2 separate regions of the Homo sapiens genome follow, and region 1 is linked to region 2. Evidence: read pairs that join two places in POLR2A ChIA-PET (ENCODE). Cell type or tissue: A673. All regions are shown on one strand. Each heading gives the region's core, and the rest is flanking DNA. Links, peaks and the distances in the headings are about the cores only.

Evidence for each region. Peaks named below come from ENCODE experiments on the same cell type or tissue, not always from the same donor. Only the 100,000 strongest peaks of a DNase experiment are listed, where the experiment ranks them.
Region 1: POLR2A ChIA-PET joins it to region 2 with 5 read pairs; 1 of 35 experiments calls an interaction of 5 or more read pairs at or near these places.

What each region holds. Positions count from the first base shown.
Region 1 is chr18:51,601,331-51,606,719 of GRCh38, reverse strand. No RefSeq gene overlaps it. Among named protein-coding and RNA genes, the nearest start is that of LINC01630, 210 kb to the right of the region's middle. In A673, for the core only: no CTCF peak of the experiment used is centred there; a DNase peak (open chromatin) is centred at 2,999.
Region 2 is chr18:52,579,957-52,585,345 of GRCh38, reverse strand. All of the region lies in intron 1 of DCC (DCC netrin 1 receptor), which reads right to left. Among named protein-coding and RNA genes, the nearest start is that of DCC, 240 kb to the right of the region's middle. In A673, for the core only: a CTCF peak has its summit at 2,630 (motif pointing left); a DNase peak (open chromatin) is centred at 2,615; H3K27ac peaks cover 100 bases.

The DNA.
Region 1 (5,389 bases), core at 88-5,087, 980 kb after region 2:
CATAGATATTCACTACATAATGAGACTTACACTAAAACTACAGTAATCAAGGCCATGTATTATTGGCATAAGAGTAAGTAAGGAGATCAACAAAACAGAATAGAAAGCCCAGACATAGACCTACACACTTACAGCTGGTTGACAGTCAATAGGTGAGGCAAGGTAATACAATGAGGAAAGAAAAGGTTTCATTCAACAAATGCAGCTGGAAAAAAATGAACTTTGATCCCTACCTCACAGTATGCACAAAAATTAATTTGATAGATCATAGACATAAACATAAAAGAAAAAGATAAAGCTTCTAAAAGAAAATGCAGGAAATTATCTTTATCACCTGAAGTTAAGCAAAGATTTCTTAGACAAGTCACATTTCAAGAAAGACTTGTGCAGGAATGTTGAACAGTTTTCTTCATAATAACCCCAAACTAGAAACAACCCAAATATTCAATAATAGGGAAATAGATACATAAATGTGGTATATTAATAAAATAAAAGATTAACTATTAGTACATTCAACACTTGAATGAGTATCAAAAACATTATGACAAGTGAAGGAAGACAAATACAAGCATATATATGCTGTATTATTCTATTTAAGATGTTCAAGGACAAGCGCTACTAATTCAATGGGACATAAAGAACAATTGGTTTCCTCTAGGTAGGCCATTGACTGGAAAGAAACACAAGGAAACTTGAAGCAGTGATAGAAATGGTCTATATCTTGATTGGGGCTCTAATTTCATGAATGTATATAGGTATCAAAACTTATTGAATTGTACATTTAAACTCTATACATTTTGTTTATCAGTTATATCACAATGAAAACAATACATGAATGCATGAATACATGAGTGCTGAATTGTAAGTTGTATTCTTCTTTTGTCTACATTTTAGGATTTCTGGAATAATGACGTGTCTTTTAATTATGGCCTACAGAAACTTTCTAGCCATCCAGCATTGAATTTTTTAAATAAAAATGGTATTTATCTAGCAAACCGTTTACTACAAATAACATATAGGCAGAGACCTTAAATGTACAGCTCAATAATTTTTCATAAAATAAATTCTCCACATGTAACCCCCTCTCAGATCAAGATATAAAACATCACCAGCACCACAGATCCTCCCACTGACCCAAAGTGGGGGAAAAGATATTAGGAAAAGGTTGCTTGTCACAAATCCGGAGAATGCAATTCAAAGCAATAGAATTTCCCAAGTTTTCATAATAACCCCATGAAAGAGATATCACTATCTCTGTTTTATAGGTGAGGAAACTGAGTTCTGTAATTAGCAAAGTCAGAATTCAAAACCAGATGGGTCCAATTCTGATACCTGTGTTCCTTCCATGTACATCAAACAGAATATAAAAGAAGCAAAGAAAAATTCATGCTCCTTGTCCATTAATCATCATAATCTATACTTTTCAAATATACAGTCTCGGTAGAATGCCAGCTTTATTTACAATACATGTTTTTATAAAAGTATTGTATAAATATATTTTTTAAACATATATTTACAACATTCTGTGTGAGGACTAAGCTCCAATTTTTTTTTAATCTTGCCCAAATTCCTATCTAAAAGGTCTGGGGAGTCATGCCCTACAAACCATAAATTCTTGTCAGACAGGTTTTATTTAGCCCTATATATTGTGACTTTCTTTCCACCCTGAATCTGGCATAACATTATGAGACAAGCAAGAAAATCAAAATATTTTACCCCAAAACTTGTTTATTTGCCAGATCTTGAAATGGCCCCGCCAAGCTGTCCTTTGTGGGAAAATGTGAATCTGTAAAGAAGCTCTAATTACATAGTTAGATCTTTTTCTTCCAGGCCCTACCAATCCTGAAGAGATTCAGTCAGCATCTAGCATCTTTTTAAAGGTCTGAATTGGAAACATTTGTCATCTATTGTCTCTAAGGTCGGCCACTATAAGACATCAAAATAACCTTGGTCTCCACAGTCTTTTATCCTAACCTGAACATTTATTTTCTATTGATCCCAGATCTTTAGACAAACTCAACCAATTGTCAATCAGAAAATGTTTAAATTTACCTATAGCCTGGAAGCCCCCCTTTGCCCCCACTCTTTGAGTTGTCCTGCCTTTCTGAACCAAACCAATGCATTTCTTAAATATATTTGATTTATGCCTCATGCCTCTCTAAAACGTATAAAACAAAGCTGTGCCTCAACCACCATGGGCACATGTTCTCAGGACCTCCTGAGGGCTGTGTCAGGGGTTATGGTCATTTATATTTGGCTCAGAATAAATTTCTTTAAATGTTTTACAAAGTTTGACTCTTCATTGACACATGTAACCCAAGAAAGGAAGGGATATGGGAATACTTTACCGTGAGAAAATGGAGAAGTTGAGCTAGCCTCATGATCACAGAGCCAGGGCCAGGATGGGACTCCCCTACTCCCTGGGACTGTAATAATGTTTCACAGTCATAGGAGAAATTAGCCAAGCACACCCATCTCCTGTCACCTGCATCTCACCGCAAGTCTGAGCTACAGGGGTAAGTGGGTGGGATGCAGGGATGTCTTGGTCCCTTCTCCACCCCTTACTCAATGCTACATTCCCTTTTCTCAAACAAGCAGCAGAAGAGAACCGGGGAAAGGACATTTTTTTTTTCAGGATTTTGTGTTTCAATTGATTACTCCTCCCCTAAATTTATGAATTTACAAAACATCATTGCTTAACCTCCCCATCCCCTGCCACACACACACACAAAAGAGTAACCAATGATAGAAAATTCTACTTAATTAGAGAAGGAAGAAATATTTTAGAGATAAGTCTTGGCGCTACATAAACCAGGCTGTTGGTAAATTCTAAAGATTAAAATGTCCAGCAACCTAGTAGGTACTACTTGTGCTGAAACAGCCTCTCCATTTAGAACTGAGATTTTCTTTGAACCACATCACTCATGATAAGGATAAAGACTTCCCAGTCCATTGACTAAGATAAGCGTTTAAGTGGCCTAATTATCCCTGAAGTGGCAAATCACCCTTACAAGAAAGCTAATGCGTTTTGCCAACATAGCAACGATCCAACTGTTCCTTTGTCTTATAATGATTGGGTTAACAAGGCAGGAAACACCTTTAAAATCAAGTTTGTGTACATCTTGATTCATTGTAGCTGTCTAAAGTAGTTTTCCCAACTAGGGGATAGAAAGTCTTAGCCACTTGGACAGCTGGCAAAATAGAACATATGTTTCAGATGCATGGCCAAAAAAAAATTTATTTCCCAAGGTTTTTAATTAAGTATAATAATATCTGAAAAATAAATAAGTCTCCAAGCTGCAAGCAACCCTGGGAAAATGAATAATGAAGTTCTAGGAGAGTCTGGCTGCCTTCAAACAGTGATCTCTGCTAGTGGGAAAGTCCTCTTTGCTCAGCAGGGAGCCAAAGAGCAGGCCAGAGGCAGTGTGAGGATAGAGGTATGCCATCTCTAAGCCTCCATATGCTGAATCAACCACTGGCTTTCAGTAGGGCCTCAATCTTAACAGGAGGCTAAACAGGCATGTAAGAAAATACTTTTAAAGCCTAAAGTTACTAAAAGGCTAGTTCCTGCAGAACTTAGACCCAAAAAAAAAGTACAATCAATGAATTTCCTTCAGTGTCTCCAACTCCCTTTCTCTTTAAAATAAACCCTGGAAGGAATCATTTTGTAAAGTGAAGAGTTCTCTGTGATATGAATAGTTCTCCTTTCATTATTATGCCTTATATGTTTGGATTTTTATGTATTGACTTTTTCATACAGCTGTACTTCAGAAAATTGAGAATAAAAAACATCATTATATGAAGCTTGGGGAGTCAATAGAAGCCAAAGAAAAACTGCACCAAATTATTCAAAAGTACTCGGATAATTCCCTTTTCATTTGGCCATAGACAATGAACTCTTCATTGAGTCGAGAAGAAGGTTCCTGTTGGAAAACAGTGAAATACAGAGTGGCTCCCCAGAGGATGTGGATCTTCACAGGGACCTTGAAGGATATTAGGGTTTGATAGATGTTTCAACCCCCCTTCTAAAATGATTACTGCATCACCTTTTACTCCTGGATTCATAATGCTGAAACAACCTTGATGAACCCCAGTTTCTGTCACACAATACTCCCTCACTAACAATAAAAATCATTTTCAAATAAATTTTGGGAAAGGTTCATTTTAACTCCCTTATGAGAGTCAAAATCACATCTGCACAGTAGAAGCCACAAGAAGTTCTGTAGTAATAAAGCTGTTTACATTGTTTGATGCACTATTTCCAAAACATTTCACCACGGAACGCTTTTTCATTAGATTTATTTTATTTAACTCTTCAAGTGTAACACTCTTTGGAAGATGTTGATCTACTTAGGAAAATGTTGAAATAGCCCAACTTCCTCATTTAGTTGGTGGGAAAAAAAACGTTGGAGAACAGGCATGAGAAGGGAGATTTTCAAGTTAATCCATCAATTAGGCCAAGAACCTGATGGGACTTACAGTCAGGGTCTCTCTCCACTAAGTAATCCTTGGGCCACACTCATAAAGGAAGGCTACCTGGCTTTTGGCATCGGGAATGGTAATATGGAAGAGTATTTTGCACTGTATTCCCCTGTGGGAGGGGTGCATGTCACAAAGCAAATCTGCTGATTAATTTTCCAGCCAGTGCTTCTCCTCTGGAAAGAAATGCTCTGGTTCCATTCCAGTGTCTTTATAGGTTAAGTCAATGATTAAGAAATAGTGGCAGGTATCTGGCCCTCTGTCACAGGAGGTGACTTCTAGGAGTTGATACCTAACATGAGAGCCAGTCTGGTATAGAGCAGTTTGCTCCCCGGACTGTCTGACTTGCTTAAGGAAGCCTTAGGCCACTAATGACAGCATAGTTTCACCTTCATTTACACAGATTTGTTATCAGGTACTATTCACGAGCCCTAGGAAATCCAAAGCTAAGAGGTTTTAGTCAACCAAAGTTAAATTGAGGAATTAAACATAACTAAGTTTTTTTTTTAATTAAACATAAATACTTGTCAAAGTTTATGTTGTTATTTCAGGCCCAAAGAGGAATTATCCAAATTTCTTGTATGTGAAAAGAGAAAGGGTTCTGTGGTCATATGGTTCAGCTCCATCATTTCACAAATAAAGAAGCTGAAATTCAGATAAATTGGTTACATAATCAGTTAATGAAAGCTAAAAGGTATAACCAACAGAGACTTAGAGCCCAGAATTTTTTTTTTTTTCTCCATAAGTGCCATCTCCTCAGAGTCAGAGAGTGAAAACATAGACTGGGCATGGTGGCTTACATCTGTGATCTCAGCACTTTGGGAGGCTGAGGCAGGAGGATTGCTTGAGCCCCGGAGTTCGAGATCAGTCTGAGCAACAGAGTGAGATCCTGCCTCTACAAAATATTTTT
Region 2 (5,389 bases), core at 57-5,056:
ATATCTGAAAGTGAAGGAAAAAATGTTTTCTGTCTGGCTATGTAGTGCTTAGCTTTTGGGCATGGCTACATGTATGATGTAACATGCTTTAACACATCCACAGTTTTGACTCCTCATTCGACTGTCTTCCCAAAGAAAACACTCCTCATTTGGCAAGTTTGGTTTCCATGTTGGTTACCAGGAAGCCCATAGTTGAGGCACATTTATAAAGCTGAATTTCAATGCATTCTTTAAGCATTCGAGAATAAAGTGAACACCTTCCCAGTGAGCGTGTGCTTTGTAAAAAATACCGTCTTAGTGATATGTTAGCTACTCGAGACATTCTCTGGAAAAGACATGTACCTACTCTCCAATGAAGTTCTAAATGTTTAGTAATTATTGTGTTCTGGTACTAAGTGCAACTGAGAATATTCCTAAAGGAATGTGACTAGAGCCATATGCCCAAGGTTTATGCCATAGCATTGGGTGATTAAGTGAGGTAGATTACTGCCTAAAGTAGTGGTTTAGGCTGGGTGCAGTGGCTCGTCTCGGTAATCCTAACACTTTGGAAAGCTGAGGTGGGAGGATTGCTTGAAGCCAGGAGCTCGAGACCAGTCTCGGCAACAAAGCGAGACCATGTCTCTCCAAAAAAAAAAAAAATTATCTGGGCATGGTGGTGCATGTGTGCCTGTAGTCCCAGCTCCTCAGGAGGCTGAGGCAGATGTATCTCTTGAGCAAATAACTTGCCCAGGGTTATAATACTAGTAAAGAGAGAAACTGGGATTTGAACCAAAGTTGTCCATCGACAGAGGTATATCTGTGCGTTAGTCTAAACCACTGCACTATGCTACCTTTTGCAAAGAGCTTACTGAGAGTCCCTGCAAACTAACAGCCAGTTGGCTTTGCTTCAATCAGCTTGGTCCTGTCTCTCTGTCTCTCCATCTCTCTCTCTCTCTCTTTCTCTTTCTCCTTTTTAAATCAAATCAATATCTTCACATATAATGTTGGATCTAATGTTCTTACTGTATCTAAACATTCGTCCAATGAGCAGTCTTCCCAAGATAGGCTGATGTGCTGACAAATCTCTGTCCTCATAAATGGAAATGAGACCAAAGTGCTGGGCTAGAAGCCACGTTCCTTCTTCCTTGTCCTTTCCTGGTATCCCACTCACCTTATGTATCTTTCACAGTGTAGAATTCATCAAAGAAGAAAAATCAGCCCTCATAGTACAGCTGGTATTTTCACTGGGAAAATGATTCCAGATCTCTTTTACTAAATTACTGCAACCTTCAGATCCTCAGATTTCTCCAGTTATTATAATTCAGCTATGAAAAAAATGCTGTTTCAAGAAACACAAATTCTGAAACATTCACTATCTGCTTCTAGGCAGTAAGTTTCGAAAGTAGGTGGCTTTGAATGCAAAATACATAAAGAGAATAATGCGGAGATGAGAGGGAGTGAAAGAAAAGGAAGAAAGAGAAAGCAATTAAGGTTATGGAAATGGGACATTGCTATATAAAGTGAGTTATATTTAGAGGCCCTTGTCAAATTAAAAACATTTTTTCCAAACCTTTCCTAACCTAAGTCATATTTTACGTTGTTAAACCTGAGAAGATCTGTAACAACCAGAATTACTGTTAACTCTTATTCAGTTTATTTTTCACTTTTCTTTAAACTTTGTGACTTATGGCTATGATTCTAAATTATCATTCAAAGTATAAAGTGAAATATACACGTTAAACCAAACCGAACAGCAATAAACTTTGCCAAGAAAAGCTAATTATTCAGGGAATATTTAGTAATAGGTCATAATGCAATTTATCATTTGAAAAGGATGGATATAAAAATAGATATAGATAAATAGAAAGAGATATATTCTTCTAAATTTGTATAACTCTTTACATTTTACTAGAAAAGTATAAAAGTAAAAATAAAAATGCATTTCAGTTAAATTCATTTCAGTTAATTTCTGATATTTTGTGACAACTTCTCAAAGAATTCTTGATTTTAAAAAGGCAGATTTATTTCTGGGTATTTTACTCCAAAGCCTTTGTGCTCTTCAGAAGGAAGGAGTTGAAATGAAATACTTCTCTCCAGTGTTTTTATTGCACATTGATCAATAAATATTTACAGAGTACCTATCTTACGCTAGCTTTTGTAGGCACTGAAGTGGCAAAAGAGAACGAAACAGATCAAAAAATTGTATCCTCATACAGCTTACCAAAATATCAGATATTATAGTTGTTGATTTATCAAAGAGATTGCTTCAGGACCATTTTTTTAATGATATTGTAGAGAGCCAATATAGAAAGAGGTCCCTATTTGAATTTTCTGTCTCTCAGATACTCTATAATTTTTGCCGTGTTGATTATATTCTCAAAGCTAGTGTTCAGAAACACGTATGTTGGACTTGACTATATTTCCTGGAGCCATGGCACAGATAGCTCATGTGTTCCACCATGAAAGAGATGTTATTAAACTGTCAAAGACACCAGAAAAAAAAGTTGTCATTTTCTTCTCTTCCCTCTTTTCCCAGGGCCATGCCTAAATTTTCCTCTTCTTCACTGATTTCCTGACTAGTCTCAATTTCACAGCTGGTGGCTAGCTATAAAAGAGAGTATTCCCATTTGAGGAACTTTACACGAAAGGCTGCCCCCTTCTGATATATTGAAGCCATCAAAGAAAGTAATGGCCCTGTCCCTAGTCATCTTTTATCTAGTTCCCACAAAGTGATGGAGAATAAGAAAGTAAAAATGTAAAGAGGCACTATTCCAAGCACAAGCCCTTTTCTCTGATTTGAAGCTTTAGAGCTGGTGACCAAAACTTCAATGGCATTGTCACTTCAAATACAGGTACATTTGCTTATTGGTTTGCTACTATAAACCAAGATGCTGCGTATTTCCACAAGAACTCCCCTGGCTAAATAACCAGCAGAACTGTGAGTAGGGAGATTAAAGATGCTAAATGCCATTAAGCCTCATAATTCAACTACTTTTTACATCAGCATGAGAGAAATTGTGCGTGCCAAACTGAAAGCCATCTTCCTATTAAAGGGGAAATCAGAGGTAGGGGTGCATTTTCTAATAACACATAAATAGCAATACTCAGCAAATATTAAAAATGTCCTTCATTAATTAGCTACCTTTGGAAGACTGTGCAAATTTGTGCATGGGGGCAATTGGGCTGAAGAATATCAGTTAAACTTAATATATTTAGAGTTCAGAAATGATAACCATACTATGTGCACAATCACATGTGTGTATTTATGATGAATTAATAGAGCTTTGTAGATGCCTTGTCTAGCAGATGATTTACAGTGCATTATCCTGATGGACTAAAAAAGGAATCATAAAAAGTTGCATACGGTAGAAGATAATGGAATGAAGTCCCTTGGTTTCTAGTGCATGTTATTGTTTTCTAGCGTATGTTAACTGCATTCATGACCACCAATAGTTAGTTCATCACCCTAAGTCTGGTGATTAATTTCTGGCCATAGGAGTACTTGGCAAAGGCACCTACCCTGTCAATCAGAAAGTTGTTAGTGCAACTTCCAAAGACAGTTTGAGCATATTGTGATTGTGAATAAATAATTTGCAAAGTTTAACTCAGAATCACTAGCCTGTTAGTCTAGAAAGTCACCAGCATGTCTCTGACATGTTCCTGGAGTTTGCTAAAAAAAATGAAGGGGTGAAGAAATCAGAGGTATATAACATAGAGCATGAAGGGTAAACAGTAGTAAGAAAGAGGCAAAAAAGAAAAAGTGACATGTATAGATGGGAAGGTGGGATGCCATCAAAGCCAACAAGAGATTCTTATCTCTTTTCTTACTTATATAGGCTGTCACTCACCCCTGAATTGAATCCCATTCCACAAATATTTATTGAGCTCCAACTACATCTAGAGCTTCAGTGCTATGGGGAGTAAAAATAAATATAATAATCTCTTATACAGAATTTTGCAGGTTGTAAAGTTCTTTCTCAAACTATCTAATCTTCCCAGCAATATCATGGCTTGGGTATTATTTTGAGCATATTTCTGATGAGATAGTTTAAATAGTTTGCCTAAGGCCATACAACAAGCCTTTATGAAGCAGTGATGCCAATCCATGTTTTCTGGTACCAAGACTCACTCTTAAAACATATGAGAAACTACAAATTTAGATAGATAGATAGATAGATAAGATATATAGATAGAAAGAGATGTTTGTGTGTGTATAACTATATATTTATTTATGTATTTATCTGTCTATATTTATATCTAAATCTGTATGTAAGTTATAATTGATGGCTAAATTGCTAAATGAGCCTAGAGGACAGAGAGAGATTCTTTTCAGCTGGAGAGGGGAAAGAAGAGCAGATCAGTGGTTGAATTGATAACAGCTTCAGAACTGAACACATTGAACAGATACTTGAAGGAAAAATCTGGAGTATTTAAAAAACCCTGAATGTGATTCAAAAGACTACTGATAGCTAATCTTGGAAACCTGGTTCTAGTGTGAATACCACAGTGGTTAAAAGGCAGGGCTTAGTGTCCTCATCTGAAAAATGGGGATAGTCATAGCCTCAGAATTGCTGAGATAATTAAAACAGATATTCCTCATGTCACTTAAAAGGCAACCTTAGCTAGAATGATGATGACAACAACGTCAATAACAGTGCTGCTCTAGCTGGTGTGCGCATCCCAACTCAGTGTTGGTCCAGGTCTTCCAGGCATCCATAGTCTTTCTAAGCTATGTGATGTGATAAATCTTTCATTTCCAAGTGACCAGATAACTTTCCTAAGCAAAAAATAATTTGTCTGTGTAATTTATAAATACTGCAGTAGAGATGGCTTCAGCTATGGCTTAATTCAGGGAGTAAAACTGGGTCCCTGTGGCGAGGTTTCTCTTGCTCCATATCTCTTAACCTGAAATTGCAACATTCCCAGTCTGGCCTTCTCTGCAGAGACAAAAGATGTCAGCAGCAACTCCTTTCAGTAATAAGTCTCTTATCCAGAAGTCTCTAAAAATGTCTCATTGTGAGTTCGAGGCTGCAGTGAGCCGAGATCGCGCCACTGCACTCCAACCTGGGCAACAGTGAGACTCTGTCTCAAAACAAAACAAAACAAACAAAACAAAAGTCTCATTTTGTCTTTGATTCTGATTGGGCCTTAAGGTCATCCTTGAATCAAGCATAATGTCAGGAAAACAAGATATTGTGATAAGTTTAGACCAGGCACATGGTCCACTCTTGAGTGGAAATTGAGCCCAACTTGCAGCACAGAGGCTAAGAGTGCGGGTCGTGATTTATCTAGAAGAAAATTATCCTGGCATTCCCTCCCCGAAAGAAAGGTGAATAGCAACTTTTAGTTGCAAAAGCATATGTCCAATACATTAGCATATGTGCTCTTATTAATTCATTCTTCTTTCCTG